Regions from separate parts of the Homo sapiens genome. Here region 1 is linked to region 2. Evidence: chromatin loops called from intact Hi-C (ENCODE). Cell type or tissue: dorsolateral prefrontal cortex. All regions are shown on one strand. Each heading gives the region's core, and the rest is flanking DNA. Links, peaks and the distances in the headings are about the cores only.

Region 1 (15,939 bases), core at 3,438-11,437, 72 kb before region 2:
TGGCCTGAGCCACCATGCCTGGCCAAAACTTTTCTTTCTTAAGTGACAATTACCCGTAACTAGTCAGTGTCCCTTTTTCTAAAAAGTTGCCCCTTCTACACATGTATAAATTTACACATTCAACAAGCATTTATTGTGTCTACAACGTGCCAAGCATCGTGCTTCACGATGGTGGCTCAGCAGTCAAGGAAACAAGGCACATGGTGCAGGAGGAGGGGGATGTGTGGGGGCAGAGGGCTCTGTCAAGGGAGGGTGAGTGCTATGGTAGCAAACAGGAAGGACACCTACGGATGAGGGTGGGGTCCTGGGGGGCTTTCTGGAGGAAGAGACCTCTAAACTGAGACCTCAGTGTTGGCAAAGATGAGGGGCGAGTAGGTCCAGGCAGAAAGAGCAGGCAACTCGGAGCTGTGCGAGATGGGGTGGCACGAGCAGAACCCCGACCTGGTGAGGAGTCTGGACTTCATCTGGTGGGCAATGCTGGGCCATGTGAGTGTGGAGGATGAAGAATGGCCCCAGAGACACCTGGGCCCCGACCTGGAGCCTGTGAAAATTACCTTATATGGTAACAGGGACTCTGCAGATGTGATTAAATGAAGGATCTTGAAACGAAGAGACTATCCTGGATTATCTGGGGGGCCCTAAATGTAACCACCAGTGTCCTTATAAGAGGGAGGCTCTGCCACAGCAGAGAGAAGGCGACGTGACAACTGCAGCAGAGGGAGAAATCTGAAAACGCTGCACTGTGGACGAAGATGGAGGAAGGGGCCATGAACCTTGAAGGCAGCTCACAAGCTGGGAAAGGCAAGGACACAGATTTGCCTCAGAGCCCCTGGTGCGAGCAGAGCCCTACCACCACCTTAGTTTTGGCCCAGAGAAACTGACTTCAAGACTTCTGGACTCCAGAATATAAGTATTAAATTTCTGTTGTTTTAAACCACCAAGACTATAGTCATTTTTCTCGGCAGCAAGAGGAAAACAAGGGGAATTCCGAGGGCAGGGATGTGATCTGATGTACATTTTGGAAAGGTCACCCACCCAATGCCTTGCTTTGTGGAGAAATAATCCGGGAGAAGAGCATCCCGGGGACCAGTTGAGAGGCCGGAGCCCGAGTTGGAGAGACAGACTCTAGAGAGTTCGAAGAAGAAGAGGAAAGTCGTGATGTGGAAAGCACACCCTTTGGGGAAAGGGTGTGCTGCCGGATGAAACGTGGGGTGACAGGCAGAGTCCTGGTGACGCACAGGCTGCTGGCGAGGACCGCAACGTAGGCAGAGGTGCCACCTTCACAGTTGCTGAAGTGAGGACCAGGACTGAGTTTCAGGCAGACCCATGGAAACTTCCAGTGCAGATAACCAGAAGTACAGCAGGCCTGGGGCCCAGGAGAGCAATTCCTGGCACGTGAAGTGAGGGGAGAGGATGAGGTCATCGGGAAAGAACAGAAGGGGTGAAGGGGACAGGGCCTAGAGCAGGGTTCCCATTAACCCAGTTGGTCAGCATGGGCAGAGGAAGGAGTCCCTGGAGAAAGAGGAAAAACAGGAGACATGGTACCAAGGAAGCCCAGGAAACAAGGGGCCTTGAGAAGGAGGCCAAGGCCAGCAGAGCCAGGAGCTGGTGGTCAGAGCCCAAGGAAGGGGAACCCAGAGCAGCCTCTGTTAAACCACACAAAGGTCATGGGGGAACTCAGCCAGAGCTGATCGCGCAGCCTGGTTGGAGTGGAAATCAGGTGAACGGTGCCTGCTGTCGGCAGCCCTTCTCACTCTCCAACACTGGAGTCTTTCCTCAGCCAGGGAAATGTTATTCTATCTTTCTTTGATTATTTCCCCTCTTCCTCCCATTCTTGGTTCTTTTTTTTGAGACGGTGTCTGGTTCTGTCACCCAGGCTGGGGTACAGTGGAGCCATCATAGCTCACTGCAGCCTCAAACTCCTGGCCTCAAGCGATCCTCCCGCCTCAGCCTCCCGAAGGGATTAAAGGCATGGGCTGCCACACCTAGCTAATTTTTTTCTTAATTTTTCTTTTATAGAGACAGGGTCTTGTTATGTTAACCAAGCTGGTCTTTTACTCCTGGCCTCAAGTGATTCTCTCACCTCAGCCTCCCAAAGTGCTGGGATTACAGTGAGCCACTGCAGCCGGTCCATTCTTGGTTCTTCTGCAATCTCTTCTCTCTCTAGCACTATGCATCCATCCACCCCGGCAGCTACCCTCCATTTCCTTATTTTTCTCAGAATTCTCCAGCTAATCTTCTAACTCACCAATTGAATTTTCTCCAGGACTCTCTCTTTCGTTCTTTGCCTCCAACATAACCTATCATTTGGTAATTTAGTTCTGCATCTGTCCTGCTCTTAAGACAATTCTTTTTAATACCATGTCTTCTTAAATCTACTGAGAATACCAGTTAGAGAATTTGATTCTTAAAACTATCTGGTTCTACAGAAAAAAATAGCCAGAGCAATGAAACAATAAACATACAGAAATAGACCCAAATATATCTGGGAACATGGAATGTAAGCAGCAGTTCTAAATAGCAGGGGAAAGGTAGCTTAATTTTTTAAAATATCACTAGAGAATTCGCTGGCGTTTGGAAGGGGGAAGACAGGGAAGTGAAATCGCTAGCTTACTCCTTCCACCAAAAGAAATAACTGAACCAAAAATTTAAACATTGAAAAATAAAATGCTGAAGAAATTGATACCAACCTGTGAAAATTTTAAACTTCTGTTCAGAAAAAAAAAAAAAAGGAAACTATACAAAGTCAAAAAGGCAAATTGAAAACTGGGGAAAAATATTTACAAAACATATGGTAAAGGGCTAATGTCCTTAATACATAAAGAGCTTTAATAAATCAGTAAGAAAAAGGTTCTATGCTCATTCATAAAATGGGCAAAGGACACGCACAGTAGTTCATGGAAAACTCAATACAAGTAATTAATAAATCCATGAAAAGGTGTTCAACTTCCCTCATGACCCTACTTTTTACTTACCAGATTGATACACATCAGATAGTCTGATGGCCCCGACTGTGGGAATTTTCTAGGGCTCAGCCACTCTCTACCTGTTGGGTGATCTCACCAAGGCCATAGCTATAACTCCGACCTATGGGGTCATGTTGCCCCATCTTTGTCTATGGCCTGACTTCTCCCCACCTTTTTTCTTACTTTGACATTTCTTGGGAAAAAAGTGTTAAGAAAATATTTGCATAGCCTAACCCAAAGTTGAACTGAAATTACAGGTAGGTGATTCTAGGACCCAATCCCTCTTTTGCCCCACTCTGGGCATCTGCACCTTTCTTCACAAACTTTCCAACCACCTTCACAAAGCACTGTCTCCCTGCAGCCAGCTAAAGATACTAAGCTACATTCACATCCACCTTAAGGCAAACAGCAGCAGCACTAACAGAGGGCCGGAAATTCACAGTTAACTCTGATATTCCTTAAACAGAGCATTGTTCCTCACACAAGGAAGGTCAGAGGAAGACGGTTTGTGGAACAGGAATGTGGATTCAATTGGATTCAACTGGACACTTCCTCCAGGGGTGCCTGCCATTATCTGTGGCCTTGGAGACAGGGATTCATTCGTTCAGCTGGCTGGTTGCAATGCTTCTGCCTCCCCTGTTATTATCCAGAATTTATGGTGCTCTCCTGGGCTCCAAAATGCCTTTAAGAACCATTTACGATCATGACTTCCCACGGGGCCTTGGGAATACAGACTAATGGTTGTTATGTCTTGTAGGAGGGAAACTGAGGCAAGGAGGAAAGAGGGGCTTCCCACATCAGCCAGCATCTAGGCACAGAACTAAAACACCTCATAGTCTACCACACAGAGAAAGGAGAAGAGGGGCAGAAAGGGGACAAGAAAGAAAGGGCAAATTTTACACAAATCTTTTTTTTTTTTTTTTTTGAGACAGGGTCTCATTCTGTCACCCAGGCTGGAATGGAGTGGCACGATCACAGGTCACTGCAGCCTTGACCTCTTGGGCTCAAGTGATTCTCTCACCTCAGCCTTCTGAGTAGCTGGGACCACAGGTACACGCCACCATACCTGGCTAATTTTTTATTTTTTGTAAAGATGGAGTCTCACTATGTTGCCCAGGCTGGTTTCAAACTCCTGGCCTCAAGCAATCCTCCTGTTTTGGCTTCCACAATGCTGTGATTACAGGTGTGAGCTATCTCTCAAAAATCATTTTTAATATGGAGCTGCTCTTTGGAAGTCTAAAACATATTTAAATCTACTGAACTTCCTCTATGAACATAGTTACTTACTCCCTCTAGAATTCTAAATCAGTACTTCTTTTTAGAAAAAACACTTTAGAAAATAAAGCATATATTGAATGTCTACTAACCACAAAGCATGTCTGCCAAAATAGCTGGAGATGTGAATACAGCTGGGCTTGCCTAGTTGAGACATGAGTCTCCCAGGTTCCTGTCATGCTGGAACCCTGTTGGGGCCACCAACCAGTCAAGTTTTCCCTCTGACACTGGCTTCATGCTTTGGCAGAATGTTCCAAATTCTCCTCAGCTCCATTAAATGCCTGGGCAATGCATTCTGCTTGTCAGTGGAATTCAGCTGGTTACTTGGAGACCCATTCATGACTTCCTGACTGCCTGAAAGACAGCTTGGGGGTAAGACCTTCCCTAAGACCCAGGAGGACGTCTTTTCAAAGGGAAGGTCCTCTGGCCATTTAATATGATGACATCCCAGCCACAGAGAACTTTCGGAGCCTACTTTTTATGCTCTGTGAGTGTGCCCATGCTCCCCCTCAGACCCAGATTCACATGTTCTAGCCTCGACCCTCATCAAAACTTACCTCCCCCTATAAATGACCCCTGGACAATGCAGGGACAGGCACTCCCACTTCGGCCTGCCCTTCAGCACAGCACGTACCCCACACAGAAGTCCCCTGCTGGTGTTTCTCTCCCCTCCTGGGCCTGGAGCTTCCTCTCTGGCCCCCAGCCCCCAGCTCCCAGCCTGTGCCTCTCCTGCACCCGGGTTATCATGATTACTGCTTCCAGGAAGGGGATGGGATCAGCAGTCTGTCCAGGGACACTAACCTGCTACCTTAGGCCAGGGGATTCCTAGAAGCAGAGCCTGAAAGAAAGCATGTGATTTATTGTGCAGGTGTTTTCAGGAGAAACCTGTAAGGGAGTGGGGGAGGCAGGACGGGGGCAGTGGGAGGAGCTAGGAATGAGGTGCGTTCAGCTGGAGCCCAGCCACAGCTGATCCCCTGGGGAGCTCTGTGGTGTGAAGGGCCCCCAGAGTTGTCCTACGTGGAGGTGGGCAGGTGGCGCTTCTGGACCGCTGCATGTCAATCATTGGCAGAGGGACAGCCCGTAGGCATTTCCCTGCAAGAGCAATTCTCAGGAAACGTGTGCCGCTAAGACCCAGCACTGTCAACACTCACAGCATGCAATAGATTAAGGGGACCTGGGTGGTACAGCAGCATCCATTACACCTGCTCCATATCTGAGATTGAAGCAACTACTGGGTCTGTCACTGTCCCCCACCCACTCTCAAGTTGGGAGGAAACAGCTGCCCACTCAGGACCAGCCTGGCGCTGGAGCCTAGGCTGCCGGAACGGGGTCAGCGTCACCCAAGCTCTGGACCAGCTGAAGCCCTGCAGCAGTTGCATGAAGGATCCTTTCCCTTCCTTCCCACAGATGCCACTTGCAGGTGTTTCCAGCCTCCCACAGGAGGCCTCTCCAAGAACAAATGCAGGGCTGGCCAAGCCCAAAAATCACAGCCTCAGCTTCCTGAGAGGAGAGCACACACCAAGTTCTCAAGACGCTCTAGGAGGAGGGAAAGGCGTCTGGAGCTCCCACCAAAAACAGCAGAATCCCCTCTGCTCTTAGGTCTTGCTTCCTCCAAACGCTCCATGATCAGGGAGCCTGGAGAACGTGCCACCTTTCCTTGGTCTCAGAGCATCCCCAGGACCCTGGCTCGCCCTACGTGGTTTCAGTTCCAGCCTGGAGACCCAGCACCTCTCGTCTTATTTATGAATTGGGAAGTCCTCCAAGGGAGGGGCAGCCCTGGCAGGAAAGTCCAGGGTGAGAGAGGGGAAGAGCTGCCTTTGGTGGTCACTTTTGTTTTTTGTTTCCTGAATTGTCTTTCTGGTTGTAGAGCAGGGGCCAGGCCCCAACCACCCCCACCTCAGCTCCCAGTGGGGGTGAGGGAGGGAGAGCAACAGTTGTTCTATAGGCTCCAGGCAGCCCCAGTCTCTGAGACAGGCTTGGGGAGGAGAGGGCTTTCCATGGAGAATTCCCAGGGTGGCAGACCCCACAGAGCCACCACCTGACCAGTGGGAGGGCTGAGCACTTGCCAAAGCCTGGACTGAAACCAAGGATGGGGGGCAGTGGGAAGAGGTGGCTTAGAGACACCCGACGTCACAGCGATTCTGACTCCAGGTGCTCATGAGACTCCCAGAGCAGCGGCAGGGAGTGGGTAGAGAGAGGGGTTGCTTTAAACATCCTGATGTCAGCGAGGCATGGTGGCTCATGCCTGTAATTGCAGCACAGCACAAGGACAGCTTGGGGCCAGGAGTTCAAGATCAACCTGGGCAACATTGTGAGACCCCATCTCTACAAAAAATAAAAAAATAAAAAATTAGCCAGGCACAGTTAATGCCTGTAGTCTTAGCTACTCAGGAGGCTGAGATAGGAGGATCGCTTGAGCACAGAAGTTCGAGGTTGCAGTGCGCTATGATGGTACCACTGCACTCCAGTCTGGGAGATGGAGTGAATCCCCTTCTTTAAAAAATCAAATCAAATCAAATCCTGACATCCAGATTGCAGCCCAGATCAATTACATCAGACTCTAGGGGAGGGGCCCAGGCAGAAGCACTTTCAAAGCCTCCCCAGGTCATGCCAGTGTACATCCAGGGCTGAGCGCCACTGTGGAACCTGGTAGGGAAAGAGCTGTGTAGATTGAGGACACCACCATAGGTATTTCAAAGCAGCCCTTCAAGAAAGGAAGGGGTGGAATTTTCTAAAAGCAAACTGAGTTGGGTATTTAGCACCCTCTCCCTACTACTAATATTTCCAAGGAGAAAGGGGACAGTGTAGAGTGTCCCGCAGGGTCTATGTGTGCAGGCACTGAGCTGACGCAAAGGGCTCCTTCTTGCAAGCCAGGGCACCATGTCACAGAAGCCAGAACCCCAGCCCCAGGCCCCAAGTCTGATGCAAAGGAAACGCTCACTGGAGGCCTGTAGCTTCCTCTTTTGGGGCCTGTGCACACCTCTTCTCTGAGCCCTGCCCCTCCCTCTGAGGACAACCTGGATCTCCTGGGTTGGAGAAGAAAGTTGCTGGACACAGTGCTTTCCACTACAGTGTTAAAGACCAACTGGCCAGGTCTCCTGAGGGAATCTGCTTTGTAACCAAGCAATGGCAGAGGAGATAGTGATCCCTCTGCGCTTCGGACCCCTTGTAGTGGGGCAGGAAGCGGTGTGGATGGCAAACAGGAAACCCCAGCCCCATTGCACCACACGAGGAAGGAGACTTGAGCTGCGGGCTGGGGCCCTGCCAAGACCTAGAGATGGCAAGAGATGCCAGATCATGCTTCCCAAACCCAAGCCTGTCCTGGGCATGGGCAAAATGTGGGCTGCCTCGGAAGGAAATGGCATACTCTGCCTTCTGCCTTCCTGCTTTATGGAACAGAAGCCCCATCACTGCCTGGACTCCTTTAACCCCTACACCAACCTCATTACGAAAGAAACTTTATTATCCTCATTTTGCAGTTGAACAGTTGAGGCACAAAGAAGCTATGCCACTTGCCCAAAGACACACAGCTAGAAGGGGCGGAGCTGAGGCTCAAATCCAGGGCGGTGCAGGTGCCAAGCGGAACCCCTGTAGACTACAGCTTCTCTTGAGGTGATAAGGAAGAAAGTGCTTTCAGCCAAAAATCAGCCAACCCAACTGTATTCTGGAGGAGAGGTTCTCCCACTTGAGTGTGTATTGGAATCTCTCCGAGGGCTCGTTAAAATACAGATTGCAGGTCCCTTTGCCCCAGTTTCTGATTCAGTAATTCTGGGGTGGGGTCTGAGAAGGTGCAGTTCTAATAAGCGCCCAGGGCTGCTGCTGATGCTGCTGGTGGTAGCAGGCTCTAGATGCTTTATCTTAGTCCCTCCAAGAACCTCAGGGGGAAGACTTCACTTTACAAATGAGGAAACAGAAGGTCTCAGAGGTTAGGTGGCTTGTCCCAGGTGGCACAGCCGACATGCAGCCCAGTGCTCCTGTGGCTCTCTGGCTGAGCGCTGGATCTGAGAGGGCCACTATGCGAGTAGCAGGTGCAGGCTGGCTCCAGCTACCAGCCCACAGCAGGCTGGGAGGTCTGGGGGATGGGAGGCGAGTGAGTGACCAGCCCAGAGGACAAGCTGTGGGAAAAGCAGACCCTGCAGGGGCCAGGGAGAGAGGCCCAGAGCCGCAGGTCCAGGACGTGGGCACTTGCAGTCACAGAGCCACTGACTCTCAGTCCCTTATCACACACTGGGTGGGACACTGAGGGGACAATGAACTACCCCTCCCATTCACAGGCCCCGCAGACCATCCCCACCCCATTCCCAGAAAAACCCCGATGCTTGGTAACTGACAGGCACAGCCCCTTCCTGGCAAGCTACCGCACTCCCATCCCCGGAGCTGCCCCTGCCTGGCCCACCGACACAGGAGGAACTGAAACACAGCAAGGGCCATGCTGGGGTTTCTTCAAGCATGTCAGCCTACGAAGCCGCCACTCTTCTGCCACCAACTGTGGCCCAGCCCGGCCCAGCCCTCCCTGCCCAAGCTGTCTGCACAGGCCTGGGTTCCCAGACGCGACTGTGGAAGATGGGAGGAAGCGGTCCTGGGACTCCTGCCGGAAAGGCCTGCCTCCAGCTCCACCCCAGTGGGAGGGTGGCCAGGTGAGTGACCCAGAAGGCCACCGCTGGGCCCACCCAGACAATGGCCTCGCAGACCGGAGGAGCAGCCACATGTTTACAGGGAAGCCCCACTGGCATCCACAAGTGCCTGACCTTTAGGATGGATGTTGCAGAAGGAAATTCAGAGCGCTTAGCCACTAATCAGAGAGGCAGGGCGCTGGAGCGGGACGAAAAAGGAAGCATAAAGGAAGCACAGACTCCAGAAAAAAGCAGCTGTGTGTGCGTGGGTGTGAGCATAGCTCCCGGTGTGTGAGTGAGAGTCCAGTGTGTGGCGTGTGTGTGTGTGTGTGTGGAGGGTATGGTTGGGGGTGGTGTGTATGGCTGTGTATGTGTGTGTATCCACATGTATGGTGTGTGTGCTTGGTATGTGTAGAATTAGACTCTGGCTCAGAGAAACTAAAGACCTAGAATGCTAACCAGCCAAGACATAGTCCCTCGTGGGCTCCAGTTCAACCAAGTGAGACATTCCATGTGACTGTAGGACCCAAGGGGAGAGTGGAAAGTTGGTGGAGACAACACTGGCCCCAATAAAGCAAATAAGACAAGACACTCCCTGACCTGCATTTCTCAAAGCTGAGCCAGTTTATAGGGTAGTTTTAATGTCCTACCTGGGGAAGAGCAAGGTAAGCTTTCCTCCTGTCCAATAACTACAGGATTTAAGGGAGGCCACCCTGCAGGGAGGGCCTGAGGCCTGTGTCCCCAAGTGCTCCCGATGGCCCATCTGAGGGTTCGTCTCCCAGCTCTGCAGAGACAGAGACAGACAGATCCAGGCAGGTAAGGAGGGGCTGCCTCCGGGTCCCCTGTTTCCTACAAGCTCAGATTTCTTTGGTATCGACACTTCCTGTTTACTGAGTGGTTTCCAAGTCACAGGCCACTCAGACTCATCTCTGACTTCACATCCCCTTCCTCAAGGGAACCCCAGCATTCTTCCTTTTTTGGTGCTATAGGCTGAGACTCTGAGCTCTGTGTGCGGAGATCTTGAGGTTTCCTCTACTCGCCACCTGGGGACAGGACTGAAAACCCAAAAGCTAGGATCGCTGGCCTCCTCCACCCCCAGACCCCGGCAGGTTCCTTGGACTTGAAAAGCAGTGAGTGGGAAGAGCAAAGGAAGTGCCGGGTGTGTCCAGAGCCCTCCAGGGTGGTCGGGGCGGCAGTCATTGCGGCATATCTGACATCCACCCTCCACCCTCCTTTAACCTTGAGTTAACGCATCCAACAACGTGTGCGGGGAAATTCCCCGCTCACTGCAGATCTCAGACCCCTCCTAGTGCCAGGAGAAATGGCACATCGGGGGGTTTCCAGACCGTTTCCAGGGGAAGTTTGCCACAGTAGCACATTCACAACCTCCTCTGTCTGCCCTGGGCACAGCTGACCAACCCTAAAGGAAAGTCAGCCCCATGAAAAGCAGAACTGCTCCTCCACGTGGCCCGCAGAGGCGGCTCTATCAAACCTCTGTACACCCGGACGACTACCTAAGATTAATAAGGTAGCCACCCACTGGGCAGGGCCAGGTGAAGAGACCCTGAGCGCCCTCCCAGACTCACGCTTTTACCAACTCACTGGAGGAGCCGTGGGCGCTTCGGGGAACTCACCTAACAAGGAACTCACAGCATTTGCCTCAGAGCAAATGTCCCAGAGAAAAGCCACCTGACCCACTCCCGTGACCCCTGAATAGAGTCACGTGACCTGGTTTCCCTGTTCTGGGTCCCGCAGCTTCCTGAGCTGACCTGCGGGCAAACTCTGCCTCAGCAGCCCCCCAACTACGTGGCACCATGGCCCCGACTGTACACAAAAGAGCCATCCTTGCCCTAAATGTCTGTGTGATGAGCTGTAAGACCCTACACGGCACTTTAGGAAGGGGCACTGATTATCTGAGGCTACCACCACCCATCTCCCCAGAGTACCTGAGGCCTCATGGACTCCACCAGTTAAAGTCCCCCCTGCACCCCATGCCACACTATGGACAAAACATTCAACAACCAGCCCTACAGCCACTGGGATGGGTATTTAGCAGGGCAAGCGTTGGGCACACACAAAGGATGCTTGAAATAGAAAGGCAGAGATCCTCCTTCTCGAGCTTCAGGGAAGCTAGTGTCCACACAACTCCACTTCTACCTGGTTTGAATCTCTCTCTCTGCACGGCACCTGCTCCCTCAAAGTCATGGCGAATCGTGAGCCCACATTTCCAAACTCATCACCACACAGAAAACCCTGAGATTAAGCAGCAGTGGGTCTGGGCCCCAAGGGCCAGCTGCCAGCAGCCAGCAAGCCATGCTGTGGTCAGCTCCCAAGCCAGTGGTGCTGCACGTCTGCACCCTGGCCACTTTTGTCCTGTGAGGCTGAGATGGAGGCAGCACCCTGATACTGCCCAGGCCAGGAAGGATAGTCAGGACCACATGACCCAGCCTGAGATGGAACCTCCAGGGGCCAAATACCACAGCTGTCTCCCGGGGCTTTCCTTTCAATTGCAGAAGTAAAATAAACATTTTTTGTTTTATTTTTTAAATATAGGTCAGGTTCCATGGTTCACACCTGTAATCCCAGCAATTTGGGAGGCCGAGACGGGAGGATGGCTTGCATGCAGGAGTTCAAGACCAGCTTGGGCAACATGGCAAAACCTTGTCTCTATAAAAAATAAAAAATTAGCTGAGTGTGGTGGCGTGCACCTGTAGTCCCAGCTACTTGGGAGGCTGAGGTGAGGTGGGAGGATGACTTGAGCCCAGGAGACGGAAGCTGCAGTCAGCCATGACCACACCTCTGTACTCTAGCCAGGGCAACAGAGTGAGACCCTGTCTCAAAAACAAAAACGAAAAATATATATAGATAAATGAAAAGATTAGTATCCACAAAAGGACAAATATTGTTTGATTCCATTGATATGAGGTAGCTAGAACAGGCAAATTCATAAAGACGGTAAGTAGACTAGAAGCTACCAGGAGCTGGAAGGAGAAAGGAGTGAGGGGGTTATTGTTTAATGGGTACAGAGCTTCTGTTTGGAACGACGAAAAAGTTCTGGACATGGATAATGGTGATGGGTTGTACAACGTTGTGAATGGAGTTAATGCCACTAATTTGTACACTTAGAAACGGTTAAAAGGGTAAATTTTATGGTATGCGTACTTTGCCACAATAAAACATAAAAATAAATTATTACATATGAAAAAAGATGAAGATCGAAATCTCGCAAACCTCCACCACCCAGAGATAATCACTATTGACATTTTACCATACATCCTTCCAGATGCTAATATAGATGGGTGATACAGTTTGTAAAAATAGCACATAGTTTGGTAAGCTGCTTCTTAAAAATATATCATATTCTGGTGGCTCACACCTGTAATCCCAGCACTTTGGGAGGCCGAGGCGGGTGGATCACCTGAGGTCAGGAGTTCAAAAGCAGCCTGGCCAACATGGTGAAACCCTGTCTCTACTAAAAATACAAAAAATTAGCCTGGCGTGGTGGTGCATGCCTGTAATCCCAGCTACTCGGGAGGCTGAGGCAGGAGAATTGCTTGCACCCGGGAGGCGGAGATTGCAGTGAGTTGAGATCATGGCATTGCACTCCAGCCTGGGCAACAAGAGTGAAACTACATCTCAAAAATACATATATATCATATTCTTCCACGTTAATAGCTACACACCTGCAGCCTATGTTTTTGTAGCCACTTGGTATTCCAAAGTATAGACATGCCATGGTTAACTAATGTATGACTGTTGGTCTCCATTTGTCACTATGGAGTGTTATCATTATTATAAATAATGCTGCGAGGGACATCCCCATACACATACTTTTCTGCATTTATCCAATTACATCCCTAGGGGCAGAATTCCTAGGGGTGGAACTGCTGAGTCAGGGACTTGTTTGGGAGGGTTGTCAACAGAGCATTAAGAGTAAAATTACACCAAGATGATGAATTCTGTCATAGAAAGTTCTCTTTCTCCACACAGACTTTTCTCCAAACCTCCTTCCAAAAACAGCCAGGTGTTAAACATTTACCAGGACGTCACTGGTCACAACCTAGGAATGCAAACCATGAGCAGACTCTACTTGGGTGTCTATAACTTTGCATAGTGATTCAGAAAGGAAGGGACCATCCGTTCCAAAAAAAACCAGTCCCTCCCTCCCCACCTCTCCAGGCCTCCTCTGGAGACACACCATGCCGGAGTCCTGAGGTGACACTGATATACAAGACAGGCAGGATTATACTGGGTTAATGTCCACTGAATTCCCAGGAGGAAGGACTCTAGGAGGGGCCAGTGCTGGGTGTCTCATGGTGGGTGGCACACATGTAGTCCACAGGAAAGGTTTTTTGTCATTAAAGGTTTTGTTCTTGTATAGACAGAAGGACAAGGCAATGACTCTTCTGAAAGAGATCAAGGGTTAGAAGGGACATATGGAATCATTTAATCCCTTGCCTTGGAGATGGGGAAACTGAGAACCAGAGTCTCACAGCATAAACATTTCAATAATCATTAGCCAGACGCAGTGGCTCATGCCTGTAATCCCAGCATTTTGGGAGGCTGAGACAGGTGGATCACTTGAGGTCAGGAGTTCAAGACCAGCCTGGCCAACATGGTGAAACCCCATATCTACTAAAAATACAAAAATTAGCTGGGCATGGTGGCATGCACCTGTAGTCCCAGCTACTTGGGAGGCTGAGGCAGGAGAATCGCTTGAACTTGGGAGGTAGAGGTTGTAGTGAGCCAAGATCGTGCCACTGCATTCCAGCCTAGGCAACAGAGTGAGACTCCAACTCAAAAAAAAAAACACAATAATAATCATAATCACTAAATGCACCCCAGAAGTGTCTCGCATGCAGGTGAGGTTCAACCGGTTTGGGGCAGCGCTTGAACATATCCCATGACTTGGATGCCTAATACAAATCTTATCCTCCCCTCCGCATGTACAGAATTGGAAATTAAAATCACTGGGGTCACATGCTGACTTAGTCATGGCCCGATGTGTGCTGGGGCCAGATCCTACTGGCTCCCAAGTGCCAATGGCGCACAACTCTTCCCAACTGAGTGTTCACTGATACCAGGTTGGTAGAGTGAAGTCAGCCATAGTGGGAATATTTATTTATATCATATAAACTGGAAAACACCACAAAGCAGGGCTTCCCCCAAAGCCCCTACCAAGAGCCGGGTGTTAAATATTCACCAGCACGTCGCTGGTCACAACCTAGGAATACAAACCATGTGCAGGTGACCTCAGTTTCCTCACCTAACCTAAGAGCAGCCTCTCTCCAAAGCACTGTAACTCTCTATGTTCCACCATAATACACACTCTGAAATCCATCATAGCCTGCTTCTAGCCAGCAAATGGTTTTCTACATGCTTGCTATGTGCCAGGCTAAGCACATGATAGCCCATTTGACCCTCACAATATTGCTGTGAGATACTTATTATAATTCCCATCTTACAGTTGTGGAAACTGAGTCTTTTCTTTTCTTTTTTCTTTCTTTTTTTTGAGAGGAAGTTTTGTTCTTGTTGCCAAGGCTGGAGCACAATGGCGAGATCTCAGCTCACTGCAACCTCCGCCTTCCAGGTTCAAGCGATTCTCCTGCCTCAGGCTCCTGAGTAGGTGGGATTACAGGCGCCCGCCACCATGCCCGGATAATTTTCGTATTTTCAGTAGAGACGGGGTTTCACCATGTTGGTCAGGCTGGTCTTGAACTCCTGACCTCAGGTGATCCACCCACCTCGGCCTCCCAAAGTGCTGGGATTACAGGCATGAGCCACTGCGCCCAGCCTGAAACTGAGACTTTTAATGACTTTTAACTATAAGTTAAAGCCTGTCTTAGGTTGGTTTCACCCAAAAGTAGATCGTGAAACAAGAATTCAAGTTCAAGTACAAAGGGAGTGTACAAAGTACAAAGTACACTCCCTTTGTACTTGAAATGTACTTGAGATGAGGAAGTGAGCAAGCTAACACTATGAGCAATTGAGATTCGGTCCTGCAAGGGAATTCTTAGAGACAGCACAGAACATGCCCCAAACTTATCTCAAAAGAGAGGCGAGGAAGCTGGAGTATTTGCACACCTTCTCCCATCAGTCATTGGTTGAGACCAGTGGAACATGGGCAGGAGACTGACAGCATCTATTACATTATTCAGTATCCCACAGCTAGGAAATGGTAAGATGCAATTCAAACTCCAAATCCAATACTCTTTCATGACATTTATAAAAATGAGCAGTTAATCACACTTCACTGAATGCCAACTACGGTTAAAGCACCGTGCTGATGAAGGAAATCTACTTTGCCAAATCACTTTGGGTCGACATGTTCAAAGAAAGCACAGGTATTTCTCTGCCAATTTTCACCAATTGAAGGAACAGGAAAGGGCCTTGGAAGTCATTTTGCCCGTTCCACAGGAATGGATGAGAGGGTCCCTCTCTGGTTCTGCCACAGCTGCCTTGAGCAGCAGCAGTTCCCCAGCCCCAAGCTGTCACCGCAAACAGCAGCATCAACCTGTGATGACAGACTTTAGAGTCTGCCATCCCAGAAGTGATAAAAAATGACCCACTGGCTGCATAGCCCAAGTCAGAGGATGTGCCACCCTCCTTCCCTGGTGCCTCCTGCCCCATTCACCAACCCCCGCCTCACACGGCCATGTGGTCCACAGTAACCAACAAGCAGGCCAAATAAATGAAACCAGCCGTGAGACCTGTGGGAGCTCACTCCACCTTGAGGACATTTATACATTCTTCTGGGCCAGGCACAGTGGCTCATACCTATAATCCTAGCACTTTGGGAGGCTGAGGCAGGAGGATGGCTTGAGGCCAGGTGTTTGAGACCAGCCTGGATAACATAGCGAGACTTCATCTCTATAAAAAAATAAAAATAAAAATTTAGCTGGGTGTGGTGGCATATGCCTGGGGTCTCAGCTCCTCAAGAGGCTGAGGTGGGAGGATCGCTTGGGCCCAGGAGGTTGAGGCTGCATGAGCCATGATTGCACCACTGCACTCCAGCCTGGGCGACAGAGAGAGACCCTATGTCAAAAAATAATAATAATAATAAATATAAATAAAAAATAAAACTT
Region 2 (15,939 bases), core at 4,105-12,104:
GTGCTGACCCCTCCACGGCAGGACCATGGCACTTCCTGACACACCAGTCCATGACATCGGTCTGGTGTCCCACGGGGCTGGCAGGTGTGGGGCCACTTCCCATCCCCCAGGTGGATTTTTACTCATCACCGAAACAAAACTCGTGCCCAACAATGCGTCTAAGCCTCCACGCGGTCTCGCTCTTTCACTTACAACCTGAGGTAGAGCTGGCAGGAAGAGTAGGTTCTCAGTCAAAGCTAAGCTTAATTGTTCCTGGGCACAGTTCCAATTGTTGAGATGGAATCATTAGCCCCATCGACAGCCGGTCAAGTGTGACTCCACTGTCACATTCCTAATGAGGTGTGGATGGCAGCCCGGCTGGAGAACATGCGTGTGTTGCTCCACGGGTCTCCCTGCCTACTCAGGCGCTTCGGTGAACTGGTGATCCATCAGGGGTCTCTGCCAGTACCAGTTCAAGGTCGAAAACACACACAGTGCCCACGTTATTTCAATTCCTCTGGGATAGTGAAGTTTAACAAAAAACAATATGGTAACAAGGGATACTAAAACTGGAATATTTTAAACTTAGACCTACATGCAATTTTCATGTCTGGAAAAAATAAATGCTACTTATTTGTTTCAGAGTGAATATTAGGAGATCCAAAGATGCCCCAGGCCTGCTAGTTTTGTCATCATTATTTCAGGCAACACACCTGCACATTTAAGAGGGGACTGAGACCACACAGAATTTGAGGAGGGACACCCAGATCTTAGGCCCAAATCTGGCAACTCAAATTTAGAAAGCAGATTAGGTAGCAGATGAACATGACTGTTTCTTTCTGCTCTAAAACCTCTCTACTTCGAGTTTATTTTTATTCTCAAATACACCTGGGGGCAGGCACCCTGTGACAGAGAGGCAGCAGCTTAGAGGTGCAGACCCGCCCATGTCCACACATCTTAACTGAGCAAAGGGATGAAGCGTTCTAGCCCCAGCTCTCAGGATGGGCTGCTGTCTACTCCACTGGGTGCTTCCCACCTCATGTTTACCTTTGCTAACTTTTACTTTAAAATGTTACGCAAGTAATACATACTAAATTGTACAAAAAATTTAAAAGACAGATAAGCAGAAAGAAAAAGATAAAACCCTGAAGATCATCCATAATCCCCCTTGAGTGATAAAACCATGTAATATCGTGGTCTATCTGTTCTGAACAGTTTTCACTCCCTGGATATTTGCTGGGTGCTGGAGGAAGACAGATTGTCATCTTCCTTGTCCCCAGACATGAACAGGTTATTATCTAAGCCAAACTGGAATCATGCTTTACGCAGCTTCCTGACCTGCCTCAGTATCTATTTGCTTTTCCGCCTCATCAGACAGAGATTTGCAGCAGCACCTTAGTGACTGCTTAGCATTCTGTTTTATGGACATACCAGGGGACGGGGGAGGGATAGCATTAGGAGATATACCTAATGTAAATGACGAGTTAATGGGTGCAGCACACCAACATGGCACATGTATACATATGTAACAAACCTGCATGTTGTGCACATGTACCCTAGAACTTAAAGTATAATAAAATATAAATAAATAAATAAATAAATAAAAATTCCCATACTGTATGACATCAGAAGCAACATAAACAGCTTTAATTGAAAAACTGTATCATCATTGCTTCTAATACTCAGTCTTTTCACGTTGAGGTATATATTTCAGCATTTTTTTTGGTAGCAGCAAAAATTTAAGCTACATGCATGAGCATCAGCTGAGAAATGGCTGAATACATTATAGACTACATTACTAAACACTGTGCAGCTTTAGAAAGAAAGAGATCATCTAAACATGCTGTCTCAGAGAAGTAAACCCAACAAATTATTGGGGTAAAAATGAATAAAATTATGTATATATACTAGTTTGTACTTATTTGCATAAAAATATAAAAATATGTAAGGATAAAAACAAAATTTTTTACTAGTTAACAATCATGAGATTTTTTTGAGAGATGGAGTAGGAGGGGACTATTATTTTGCTTTAGATTTCTGAGCTTAATTACTGTTAAATTTCAAATACCTAGAATTTAACTGAATTGGAGGGAGCTGAAAAACAGTGGGATATAGATAAAAGTATACTGTTTTGGAGTGCCTGGTATTGACACATGGGGGTTCATTAAACTATTCTCTTCACTTCTGAATAGGTTTGAAATTTTCCATAAGAAAAGTCAATAAAAAAATAAGTTTTAAAATGTAGGTCCTACCAAGGACGTATGCACTGTGCCAGAAAGAGCAGTCACTGACCGGCCGCACTAACCTTCCCTGAGACTCCGTCTCTAAACTCCATCTCCATCAGAGTGACTTAGTTTGTACAACCTCATTCACTCTCAATTCCAACAGAATCATGTAGATAATACACATTTTAATAAATTGGGAGGATAAACCTTTTTCACACTTTAATGAGCTAGGTGTAGTCCCTTTTTTGCCAAATGGCTACTCCTATCACACCCTTCATCTATTACTCCACTGGGATTCTCTCACTTTTAAATTAACCAGTAGAACTCTTTACGAGTTAGGGATGTTAGCCTTTCTTGTGACATTTTTATGAGTATTTTCCCAGCTTTTTTTTTGAGACAGAGTCTCATTCTGTCGCCCAGACTGGAGTGCAGTGGTGCAATCTCAGCTCATTGCAACCTCCACCTCGTGGGTTCAAGTGATTCATGTGCCTCAGCTTCCTGAGTAGCTGAGATTACAGGTGCCCGCCACTACACCCAGCTAATTTTGTATTTTTAATAGGGATGGAGTTTCACCATGTTGGCCAGGCTGGTTGAGAACTCCTGAGCTCAAGTGATCTGCCCACCTTGGCCTCCTAAAGTGCTGAGATTACAGGTGTGAGCTGCCACGACAGATTTGTTTTTAATTCAGTGGTTTCTGACGTTTTAAATGTGTCAATAGTAAAATCTATCTTTCTCTTTCTCTTTTCAATATCTGCTTTAAGAAAGATCTCCCCTCCCTTAGGATTAAAAACTTATTTAGGTTTTCTTCTAGCACTTTTATGGTTATTTTGTATATTTAAGTCTTTAATTCAACTGAAATACAATTTGATATAAATTAGGAGTCTAACTTTTTCCCAAAAATAATTAGTTTTTCCTACATAATTTGTCCATTCCCCACTGGTTTCAAATATGACTGCCATCTATACTAAATATTTATTTTTCTTTGATTCTGTTTCTGTTCTTCTTACTCTGCTCTGCCAATGTCTACCCCTGTCCCAGGACCACAGTATTATTTATGAAGTTGTGGAATGTATTTAATTCCTCTACAGGCAAGTCACCATCCCCTCTCCTCTCTGATCTTTTTGGTATGGGTCCACATTATTTTACTTTCTTGTTTTATAAATTGACTAGCACATCTAGAATAACTTTAAATGATACCCGTGATAATAAACAAGCTTATTTAAGTTCCTGACTTCAAAAGGCAGGACTGATTTGAGTCTTTCATCATTCAAGTAGGAGGCATGTTTATCTTACGCATAAAGATCCTTCTATACAGCCAGGCACGGTGGCTCACGCCTGTAATCCCAGCACTTTGGGAGGCTGAGGTGGGTGGATCACCTGAGGTCAGGAGTTTGAGACCAGTCTGGCCAACATGGTGAAACCCTGTCTCTACTAAAAATACAAAAAAATTAGTCGGGAGTGGTGGCGGATGCCTGTAATCCCAGCGACTTGGGAGGCTGAGGCAGGAGCATTGCTGGCAGCCGGGAGGTGGTGGTTGCAGTAAGCGAGATTGCCCCACTGCACTCCAGCCTGGGCAACCAGAGTAAAACTCTGTCTCAAAAAAAAAAAAAAAAAAAAAAAAATCCTCCTATTCTCACATTGCTAAGTTTGCAACAAGGATGTAGGTTGAATTTTAAAAATAAAATTCAGGGGAAGGGACTATTACCATAGTTTTATCAATAAGACCTTATTAATAAAATCTACCCTGTAGTCCCAGGTACTCTTGGGAGGCTGACGAATGAGAATCGCCTGAACTCAGGAGTCAGAGGCCACAGTGAGCTGAGATTGTGCCACTGCACTCCAGCCTGGGTGATGGAGCGGGATCCTGTCTCAAAATTTAACAAATAAAAAAAAACCTACCATGGAGCCATGATCGATTTCAACACATTTTCTAATATTTGATCATCTGTGAATTCTTGAAATGACGCATTATGCCTTGTTCTTTCATTGTGTTATCTGTAGCAGCATCTTCCCAAACAACATTCTAAGGAATAGTCTGTCAAGATATGCTTATAGATGTGTGACATTTAAAAAACAAATTAAGGGTGGACAGGGCTGGATACTAAGGCCCTTTTCTGAAGGTGAATAGAGTCTTTTGCGCATTTGCATTTTGAAAGATTGGAAGGAGTCTTACAGTAGAGAATGATGCTGAACTTTAGCACGCTACCTGAAGACATTTGAACTCAGGGCTCGTTGCTTAGAATGTGCCGCAATACATCCATCAGCTCAGGATTTGTTTGTTTTTTAACACAACCCCAGGAAAGAAAACAATGGTCCATGGTTCTCCTTTTGTATTAGTTCAGTCAGAATTTGCCGCTAAGATTGGCTGGGGAGTTTCCCTCCTTTCACAGAGCTCTGGAACAGTTTGCAAGTTAGTGCATATAGTCTCTGTTCCTTGAAGACTGAATGCACTCATTGTCTAACCATCTGGGCCCAGGGCTTCTTTTAGGAATCAGAGTCCTTCAGCAACTATCTCGGCTGCTCTTGTGGTCATGGGTTTACCGGGCTTCCTGAGCCTTCCTTTATTAGTTCACAACCTGCTCACTGAGCACCAGCTCAGCCACGGGAGGGGCAGGTGCTGGGGGTGCAGAGGTGACCCACCCAGAGCGTAGGCCCTGCTCTCACAGAGCTGACAGCCCAAGGATACAGAAGAGCTCTTGGAAACTGAAAAAACACCAGAGCATAAATGACAATCTTGGCAGAAGGAATAAGAGATAAAGCAAAGGAGAATTCTCACGAATAGAGAAAAAAGACAAAGAGATAGAAAACAGGAGAGGAAACAGGAAGAGTCCAGGAGGCTTCAGGAAGAGGTTCCAGAAAGAGACAAGTAAGGGTGGAGTGGAGGAAGGCATCTAGATAATTCAAGATCATGTCCCACCTCTGCATGCCTGGGTGCTCAGAGCAAAGGGGCTCCAGGTATCCAGGCCAAGAGACGCAAGCAGACCCACCGAGGGCAGCACGTGAGGCTCCAGACATTGGAACAGTAAGAAAACCCCAAAGCTTCCAGAATTCTAGCTTGTGTCTAACTGATGTTTCAAAAGGAGGGGAGAGAGGAGGACCCCTGGGAGACATGAGGGAGAAGCTGGGGACAGTGAGGAATCAATGGCCAAGGGCGAGCAAGGCTCGCAGAGGGTGGCGGCAGTGAAGGCCTGCAAAAGAGAACGGGTTCAGAATTTGTTCCGGAGGAGGAAGGGCAGGATGGGCTGTGTGGGGGATGAGGCGAAAGGAAGACTGAAGAACAGATAGACATTTCTGGCTGAAGCAACTAGGGGCACGGTTGTGCCATTCACCGAAAGGAGGAAAGCAGAAGAAACTGGTTTCAGGGGCAGGAAAGGAATCAAAAGTCTGGGGCTTTTTCATTTACAGATGGAGATGTCTTGTGTAACAGTAAGTGGAGGGGCAAAATAGGGGCTGGATCTGTAAGTATCGAGTTTACAGGTCTGAACTACAGGTTTCCATGGAACTATCCACCATCAAAGAAATGCGATTTCCTTGGGGGAAGTGCATGGAGAGAAGGGGGCCAGGATCAAGTGTGGAGGCACCCCCATACTTAGAGATAAGAGTGAGGAGGAGTCAATTTTGGTTACTTAAGTTTTCTGAAAACCACTATTTTCTTACTTTTTGTTTTAATTTGGGGGGAGGTAACAGTTTTGCTCCCTCTGACGGGATCTGTGGCAGATCTATGTGCACAGGCTTCCTCTTATCCTGCTTAGCTTTGCCAGAAGTTTGTCTACATTGGGTTTTGTTTCCCCCTCAAGAGATCAGCTTTTAGATTTACCACTTCTATTTGTGTCACATTTTCTGTATCTTTATTAATTCGTTCCCCCTGCTTTTACTAGGTTCATTTTTTTGTCCTGTTTTCTTAGTTACTGAAATTCTTCATGTGCTGTATCTGCTTTAAAGGTTGTGAATTTTCTTGAGAACACCTCTGGCTACTAAGTGTGACTGGTGCTGTTCTTGCCATCATTTCCTAAACTATCAGTAATTAATTGCAAAGTTTCAATTTCCTCTCTGAGAGTGATTTTTAACACTTTTTTTTTTAAGCTTGTAAGTGCTTTGTGGGTTTTGTTCATCCTTTTGTTACTGGTTTCAAATTTTACTGTACTATACCTACAATTTATCCATTTTGGCATTAATTACATTTCGCTGAAAGACTATTCTCACATGCCATCTTCCCATCTCTGCTGGTGTGAAGAATGTTTTGACCAACCTTTGGTGAAATGAGAATAGTAAGAACAATTTTGGGCTGGGCACGGTGGCTCATGCCTGTAATCCCAGCATTTCGGGAGGCCAAGGTGGGCAGATCACCTGAAGTCAGGAGTTTGAGACCAGCCTGGCCAACATGGTGAAACCGTCTCTACTAAAAATACAAAAACTAGCCGGGTGTGGTGGTGGGTGCTTGTAATCCCAGCTACTCGGGAGGCTGAGGCAGGAGAATTGCTTAAACTCGGGAGGTGGAGGTTGCAGTGAGCCAAGATCGCACCACTGCACTCCAGCCTGGGCAACAGAGCGAGACTCCATTGCAAAAAAAGAACAATTTTGGGAAAGCATGATGATGGGTATTCATGCTCATGTGTGAGATGTGTCTCCTTCAAACCTTGTTTAAAGAAAAAAAAAAACTTGATATTTTCACACACCTTAATTTAATTTGTAAAGTGTAGATAACAATTCTGCTATGGTTCCCTTTTATTTGTACGTCATGTTCTAATACACAGAACAGGATTGAGTATGATGGGTTCGGGCCCATGTCCACCACCTGGGTTTTGAAACCCACGGTGGCCACTTAATTCACTGTATGACTCTGGGCAAATCACATTACGTCGTGGTGCTCAGTGTCCTCTGCTGTTAAATGGGATAACACTAGGATGTGCCTTATCTGATACTATATACAAGTGTTATATAAAGGACTGATGCATAGTAAAAGATCAATAAATACCACCTGTTATTAAATAACTGCAGACTATTTCACAAAACAGAGCAAATGAAAAATTCTCTTATGTGATGACTTATTTTGTTTTAGGAGTTGTACTGGCTGGTTAAATTCCAGAGTAATGGAACCATATACCTACACATAATCAACTCTTAAACATGCTCTGCAGACACATAGAGAATGTGGGCTCTGTGTTACAAAGAGTTCTGTGACTCTAATCATCAGTAATATTATCAAACTCCCCTGTGACTTCATTAACACAAAATGTTAACTTTACTTAAAGGGCAAGGGACATCTTTAATGGATGTGACATTCTGTACAAAAGGACAGGCACTGACTAGCAGGACCCTGGCAGAAACTATGTCCCTCCCCCAACCACCCACCCGTCAGGAGTGCAGAGCTCAGTGTGGCCTGGGGAGAAGAGTCACATCATCAATGGCAACAGACCTTTCCCACGACTTCTCTGGAAATACTCCAGATTCCTGCCACTCTGGAATATTTTTGAGTCTCATGATATAAAAATTTGGCTTCTCAGTATGTCAACTCATGAACATGAGACTTGGCAAGACCTCAAAAGTCAAAAACAAATGGCGCCACTACCTTACCCCACTACCAAAGCTTAAAAACTTACAATCCACCCTCTTCATATTGCTGCTAAGTCTGTCTTTGTAATACGTCAACTATATGTCACTTCCCAAACTCTGGGTCAAAAACCCTTCAACTATTCCCCAGCACGAAGCAAATAAAGTTGAAACTGTCAGACCATTCTTATTATTGAAAAACATTATCTCCTGAAGTCTGTGTGAATGTTCCTAAAGGCTGCCCCGCAGTGGTGGGATGAGGGGAGATGTTTCCACTTACAGCATGGCAATGCCCCAGTGCTTCCCGGCTCTCTCCCCCGCTGCCTGGAAACCAGAGAGGCCAATTAGGGCCACCGTGGGTGTAATGGTCAAGGGACCGATGTACTTCAGTAGAGCCCCAGGCAGGCCGAGGAGGCCGATGACTACTTCTATCAGTGAGGACATGATGATGGCCCCCTGGATCTGCAACAAGAGATGGCACAGACATGAGAGTGAGCTGCTTGTACACTGCACACTCAGAATGTCACCTACAACCACAACTGATAATTCTGCAAGGCAATAAGTTATTACATCATCTAACTTGGGAGAGATAGCTAGAAAATTCCCCAGGACCCGACAAGAAACTTCAGGGGGCACTAACTGGGGCCTGCATTCATGATGCAGGTGTATTACAGAAATAGGTCCTGGACACACGGCCCACATGCCTTTTTCACTGTTAAACGATGCAGGCAAAAATTTATAATTCCCTTTTAAGAAACACAACATTTAAAGACCAGCCTTAGAGGAACACTGCAGCATAAAGACTCTCAGCTTTAAAGAGTGAGCCCCCCAGGACATCGACAAGACAATGTTGTTGACAGAAATTCTAAAGGGATGTTTTTAGTGTGCAGAATGGCCACATCTGTGCTCATTCTGAACTGATGGTGAATTATCTCACACGTTTTGGAAAATATTAATACACTGTCAGCCGTACTTCATGTCTGCTTCTGTTCAATTGCACTTTGGCAGACAAATATCTTTAGTTCTTTCAATGAACACAGGCAAACACTGAGGCCAGAGCGAACAATTCTGCTATCTGTCGATGATGAGCCTCTGTAGCTCCATCCAGTGAGCCACGAACCTCAGCTAGCTGTGCTGGCGGGTGTGAGTGGACAGGTCTGTGGGTGTGCAGGAGGGAGGAAACCATTCCTTAAGGTTGCCCAGAGCATTTCCATATGCTTTATTTTAGAGTATTGCTTAACTACATTTACTTAAACAAGAGAAATAAACTATCAGTAATTGAAAAAGAAAAGAAGGGCTCAGTAAAAGTAACTGCTATTTCTTGGGTCAACCAACATTGAAGCTGAGAAGAAACATGAAGAAGCCAAAAGCAGACAACGCTTGTCTTTTACCTCTCGGATCCGGGGATACCAGATGTGTTCTGTGTGCAACAGCTCTGCTGTTCCATTGGCAACTGAAACATCTTGAAAACAAAAACAAAGTTTTTCTTGGAGTGACACTGATGTCTCACATGACATATTCATTTTACCTTTTAAGAAGAATTTTCTCCCTGTTTTTATTACATCTGTTTCAATCCCCATCCCTAAAATTCAACCTCCAACAGTATAGCTTATCTCACTGAAAGGTGGATCCTCAAATGCTAATTTAACCAAATGAATTCATCGACTAAGAGCTCCCCAAATTGTCAAAAGCTAACTGAAGTGGTGATACACGTTACTAGCACCAGCCTCACACAAAAAAACCAACCTTTGCACACAGCTCATTGAAATGCCCGACAGCAAGGTTGCTGGACTGAGGTTTGAAAAACTTAGATAAAACAGAGGGCCTTTTCCAGTTCCCAGATCAAATCAGTGGTCACAAAGTAACTCCTAGGAGCAAGGAAGGAAATGAAGGCTGGAAAACTTTGCTCCTAGAAGGTCAAAATGTAATTGTATTTTTGAGAGTACAGGTCTGACTCTAATTTTCTTAAATTCCCTATCTTTTCCTGACCTTATCGGGTTCCTTAAGGATCTTTGCAATCACTAAAGAAGGGGAATGAAAGTCATTTGCAGCAAACCACAGTAGCCAGATCCTTAAAAAGCAAAGATGTTTCAGAGAAGGGATGCTGACGCAGCAAAGAGAGTGATTACTGGTGGGTCATAAAATCCACTGAAAGAGAGAGGCAGAAAAATAGCACAAATATTTTTCTATTCCGTTCCCATATTTGTCAATTTCATTAACATAGAGAAATGAGGTCAATTCTGATCCTTTCTTGCTCTAGGGTTAGGGATGAACAAGTGGACAGAAAGAGAGAGACAGACACGATCCACAGATGGAGCATTCTAAGCTGTTTGTGGGTTTGTGTGCTTTGTCCCTAATTCTTGAAAGGATTTAGCGCTGCTGAGGGCAGCACGTCCAGGCCTCCCTTTACACCTGCATTAAAGGACCCCAATGACATATGTGGAAATAACTGCAATTACCTGTGGTGTTACATTTCCATTTATCTAAAGACAGGATGGCTCGAGCAGGGGCCAAAAATGCAAAAGCACTGGCCTGAAACAGGGGTAACCTAAAAGAAACGAGACCAAAACCATGATCACGGCATCGGGAACTACCGAGGTAGTTCACTATTTGACAGCTTAACAGTCTTTTCCATAGACATACAGCACATGAGTAAATGCAGGCACACCTAGAAGAAAAAGCCCCAGTTTGCAAAGGTTTCCTGTGCCATGCAGCCACAGCCAGTGGCTTCTTCATCCTCCCCATTGCCACTCTCCTCCCACCCAGGCAGCTCCAGGGTGGGCCCCGTGGTCAGTGCCAACACCCCAACACCGGCCCCTGCCATCACCACCTTTCCTCTTGCAGGCGGGAGACTGCGGGCATTTGAGGTTCCCTCTTTCCTGCTGAGCTTATAAACTCCTTTTTAAACATCAGTGTATTTCTGCTTTTTTACCTCCCTCCTCCTCCCTTTAAAATTCTTATTGGTTATCACAGGAACAAATTTCCCTCCGTTGTTTCATTTTGTAAATCAAAAACTGCCCTAATCACCGATTACAGATAAATCATAATAGTGATCTAGATCTACAGAGCTGTAAGTTACAACGTGACAGCAGATAAAATAAATATTCTGCTTAATCATAAAAATACTTAAAGACATTCTAATATATTTTAAAGGGCCCAGAAAACTTGCAGAATCTCCATTAAATTTGCTGCCCACATCCTCAAACTAAATGCAGAGATCCTCAAATGACATGATTTGATTATATTTTAGATACTTCATATTGACTTCATGAACACTTTAGCTATTCAAAAAGACTACCATTTTTTAATGGAAATGTACAGCATTTCAGCTAAGTCACATTAAAGTGACTTTATGGGTTAGCATGAGAACTTAATCACTATTTTTAATATAATTTTGAGGGTAAAATATTAAACTGACTCCTCCTGTTTGCAGGGCTGGGAACTCTCACACATCCAAATCCTGAAATGCCCCAGAGAGCCTAGTCAGTGGCCTGGCCAGCGAGACAGGGACCCAGCATCCTTCCCTTTGAGCTGTCTGGCAGCAAGTCCTACCCACAGTGAAACAGGAACTGGACTGAGAAATCAAACTGGCTCTAGCTAAAGGACAAGCAGTCTCGTTGCAAGTCCAGAGCCCAGCACACACCATTCTGAGCCAGTGAGGTCAAGACTTCCTTGTTACAGATGCTCTCCTGGCTGTTTAATCATGCAATGACATCAATCCAGAGTAGGAAGGGTGCTGGCTTTAAGGCACAGACGCAGGCTACACCATACAAACCAGATGCATTGCTGTTGACCACTCCCACAGGCATGCCCTTCAACAACCATCCAGTTATAATTACCTGCCAGAGGGGCCCAGAGGATAGCGGAAGTGAAGGACACCTGAAGTGGGAATGTACGTCAAAGGGAAAACACTGTTTGACTTCTAGGTATTCCATAAGCACAAATTTTCAGGACTGTACTGAAAGGACAGCGTGTAATTAGGGACGGATGCTGTATGGAATGGTCCAAATGCCATCTGGTTTACCATGGTTTCAGACTTCAACCAGTGCATCCTAGGGCAGTGGAATACAAATGGTGAATTGCGTTTAGAGATTTTATCCTTAGGAATGTGGCCATCACACATCACACTGTGTTGGTGATCCACTGGAAATGGCAAAAGGAAAGACTGGATCTGGCTTCCACTCTTCAGTCAGACCTCAGCCTGAACCTGACCTTGGCATCCGACCTGGGCACCTTTCAGGGTGAGCATTTGGTGGCTTAACTAGGACTAAAGGTCCCGAGAGCGCTGCTGTAAAGATACTTGCTCATTTGCAAGCTGCTGGGACCCTGAGTTCCCCTGAAATAGATGACGATAGAAAAAGTCTCCCGAGATGATCTGGAAAGGGCTGCTCATGCCAGCATTATGTGTTCACGTCTAGCCAGGCAACACCGCCTGACACAAGCTGTTAAGACGCCAGCACTAAGTGTGGGCTCTGTCACTGGCTTGACTGAAACGTTCTTAGGGAAAGTTGCAACAAGAGCATATGCACACGTTAAACGAGAGCTTCCCTAGATCACAATTAACAAAGCCAATTTTCCAAGAAAACGGCTGAAGGTGATGAGAGTGGCTTTTTTAGGTGCTTGCCCAGTGTGAAGACGGTCAATTCTCAGCTCTTCTCTCTGCACCCAAGGCACGGCCCCTGTCGTACTCATGTGACCAGGTAAACCTCAGGCACCCAGGTGGGTCTCCCTAGGCCGAGAAGACTGCCTGCTCTTTTATTTTGTACTAAAGACTGGAAAGGAAATACATTAAACTGTGCTTTTCTTTACACCAGGGGCGGCCAAACCAGCCAGTGGGCCAAACCTGGGGTGCTACCTGTTCTGTAAGTAAAGTTGTACTGGAACAAAGGACAGCCATTTATTTACTCACGGTCTAAGGCTGCTTTCACGCTATCACGGTGGAGCTCAGCAGCATTAACAGAGACACGCAAAGCCTAGGCTATTTACTGTTGGCCTTTTACAAAAGAAGTTTTTCTGACCTGTCTACAGGGAAAATATATCTTAAATATGTGAAGAGGCAGTGGGTTTCTGCAGCTAGAAATTCTCACAGTTAATAGTGGTCACTAGACATTAGTTTAAAAAACAAAATCCTGAGCAGACCAGCAACTTTGACATGACGAGATCCCATGTCGGGCTCCAGCCTCAGGACAGCAGGAGAACCTAAGCAAACTCCCACAGTCCTTACTTTATTCAAAACCCTGCCAGAGGCCCCCCATGTCCAGCTTGGTGCCCAGGTAACCTGAACCCCACTCCCAGCCTGGTATCTCTCACCAGCTCCTTCATACGAGTTCATCTTTCATTTGTCATTTAAGGCACAGAGAAAATATCACCTCCTCCAGCAAATATTCCAGGATCTCCTTTGAATCTGTAATGTGTTCCCCTACAACTTAGGACTTTTTGTCAAGATTTCTGCAAGTCACCTCCCAAGTTACCAGGAAGCTGCTTCAGGATTCTCTGGGAGTGCTGGTTAAATGTGGAGATTTCTGCATCTCGTCCTGGTTAGCCAGATTCAGGGGTGGGTGGCACCAAATCTGCATTTTCAACAATGCCTTCTAGAGGTGGCTGAGACTGACAACCCCTGTGCCAGGTTAAGGGATTTATCATTTTGTCACCTGATAAATGATTCTTGGATATCTGCTTGACACCAGCACAATTATAAGCAGATACGACGATGGAAAACACTTCCTGAGCCCTTCTGTTTCTGCTGCGTGAAGAAGACACTAATCATGGTCACATATAAGGGGCCGTGATGTGACGGTGTGAAATGCTGTGGGACTCTGCAGGTGCAGTCGCTTGAGCGAGTCTTAAAGAACGAGAAGTGCTTCGCCACGTGTGTGGGGGATTATGGGTATTCCGGGCAGAGAGAGGGGAGGTGCAAAACAAGAGCCACAGGACGGACCCAGGAACCCTCAGAGGACTGCAGATTCTCCACTTGAGCGAAAGCACAGGGAGCTCATATGATGAAGGTCAGTGGGGACCAGATGACAAATGCCCCGCATTCTTCCTGCAGCAAGAGGGAAATGAGTGAAGGACCTGCTCTGAAAGGACCACCGTAGGAGAACTGGGAGAGGTGACCTTAACCCTGAAGCTATTCTCAGTCTTGAAGGAACCAAGCCACAGAGGACATCCCAATAGGCTGTGGCATGGCTCTGTGTGTCATCTTTGCTTTTTAATTCCCTTTGGCATCCGCTCACATGACGAGCCAGCCTGAATCAGATCTCCGCCTGTGTCCAGCCTCTATCTGCTCCCTTCCTCGGGCTGCTGCTGTCTGTGCTGGTGCACTCCCCACAAGCTGTCCTGCCCATCTCAACCTTGAGGCGGGCATCCCCCGATACTAGGAAGTGGACTGGCTTCACCCACCATCTTGACCCACCATGTATCCTCAGCACCAATGAATACTTAATGAAATGAAGGAGCTATTTATATTCTCAGAAAGGACTTCTATTAAACTAAAAATAAGAGGTTAAGTCTTTGTGGCAAGTTGGTTTTGACTGCACATTTGGAAGAGAGTGGTGATTAGATTAAAAGTACTCAGAGTTGGGGGTGAAATGTGCATGGGTTTTCATGATTCAACCAGATAAGCCTCCAGATGCCGGGCGGCTTGCAGTCCTCCTCTGGTGCCATCAGAGAAACTTTAAAAGCCAATGGTTCCTATGGGAAACACCATGAAGATACAAAATGTATCTGCCCAGAACTAAACTGTTAATGAAAATGAATAAAACAAAAACAAAATTCACCAACACAGAGCATATATACTCTGTGCCTGGCTTCCTTCATCTACCAAGACAACAACCAAAGTTGGTACAAAACCCTGCATTGTCAAATGAACACTCAAGAGTCTAAACTGCAGGAAAAATTTTTGAAAAATAATCCTTAAGAGATGTAACAGGTTTGGCTTTGAGGAGCCATAGGTTCTTTATTGAATCTACCACTAGGAGTGTGTGTACCAACTACTTTTAAAGAAAAGCAAGGCCAGGCGTGGTGGCTCATGCCTGTAATCCCAGTACTTCGGGAGGCCAAGGCAGGAGGATAACCTGAGGTCATGAGTTCGAGACCAGCCTGGCCAACATGGAGAAACCCCATCTCTACTAAAAACACAAAAACTAGCCAGGCATGGTGGCAGGTACCTATATCCCAGCTACTTGGGAGGCTGAGGCAGAGGAATCTCTTGAACCCGGAAGGTGGAGGTTGCAAGTGAGCCTAGATCACACCACTGCACTCCAGTCTGGGCAACAGAGCGAGACTCCATCTCAAAAAAAAAAGAAAGACATAATGTGTCAAAGAAAACTTTTTCTTAATTGATGACATGTTCTATCATTTACTGTATCCATCCATCCATCCATCCATCGACCTGCTGAACTTTTGGAAAGCAGCCTGCACTGTTCTATCTATTCGTGGTGATGGTGATGTGATTGTACACATGGGTATAAGCTCATCTAACTATACAGCTTAAGGGTGAATTCTGCTGCATATCTATTGCCCCTCGACAGAGCTGACATTTTAAAAACCTATGTCTATCAATCTAACAAGTGTTTTCAGGGAGTGGGGACTTAGGAGGATGGGGGTAGCAGAGGCAGGGAGATGACAACACATTCCTTAAAACACCAGAGTCATGCCAAATATTGAAAAAACTCCCCAAATTTAAAACAGGAAAAGAGCTTCCATCCTTATTTGGTGATAAGTACTGTTCACTCCTGTGTAGAGCTGCTTTTGCCAGGGCAGTCACCTGCCTAAAAAGGAAGAATGGGGGTTAGGGGAGGGGAGGTAGGGGAAGCAGAAGGCCATGAGGAGGAGGATGAGCAATTCAGAGCCCAGGGAAATGTTTGGGGCAAGAAGGACCTGACAGTTGAAGAAGAAAGGTTGTAGAAAACCAAATTCATTAAACTTTCATGTAACAAGAGGACTCAATCAGACTCCCAGGCCCTTGAAACATCACAAATACCAGCTAACAGAGGAAGGGTGGAGTAACTGAAGGGAGACCACCCAGAAAAGCTAGAGTTGCAGGAACAAAAGCGAGTAGACCCGCCTTAGAGAACAAGCTTGGCTGAGGCAAGAGGGTCTCCGGCCTCAGGAGGGGCTGGATCAAATGCCCTTACAGCTTTCTGATGGCCTCTGCCATAGATTCCAGGGTCAGTGGGGCCCACCC

The links. Hi-C counts contacts between places; a loop is a spot of excess contacts. Peaks named below come from ENCODE experiments on the same cell type or tissue, not always from the same donor. Only the 100,000 strongest peaks of a DNase experiment are listed, where the experiment ranks them.
Region 1: it touches region 2 in a loop (2.0-fold over the local background); 5 of 110 quality-filtered maps call a loop at or near these places.

What each region holds. Positions count from the first base shown.
Region 1 is chr20:4,804,614-4,820,552 of GRCh38, forward strand. All of the region lies in intron 2 of RASSF2 (Ras association domain family member 2), which reads right to left. LOC107985392 (a long non-coding RNA gene) reads left to right here and starts at 7,291. Exons shown (of 2, transcript XR_007067506.1): 1 at 7,291-8,878; 2 at 11,408-11,547. RefSeq lists a silencer at 5,428-5,487 and enhancers at 7,230-7,459, 8,209-8,388, 9,799-9,858, 9,869-10,278. In dorsolateral prefrontal cortex, for the core only: no CTCF peak of the experiment used is centred there; DNase peaks (open chromatin) are centred at 7,165, 7,498, 8,747 and 10,337; H3K4me3 peaks cover 1,929 bases; H3K27ac peaks cover 7,335 bases.
Region 2 is chr20:4,875,608-4,891,546 of GRCh38, forward strand. SLC23A2 (solute carrier family 23 member 2) reads right to left here. Exons shown (of 17, transcript NM_005116.6): 7 at 10,214-10,302; 8 at 9,146-9,216; 9 at 8,035-8,216. Among named protein-coding and RNA genes, the nearest start is that of RASSF2, 60 kb to the left of the region's middle. RefSeq lists an enhancer at 108-257. In dorsolateral prefrontal cortex, for the core only: no CTCF peak of the experiment used is centred there; DNase peaks (open chromatin) are centred at 8,084, 10,564 and 11,324.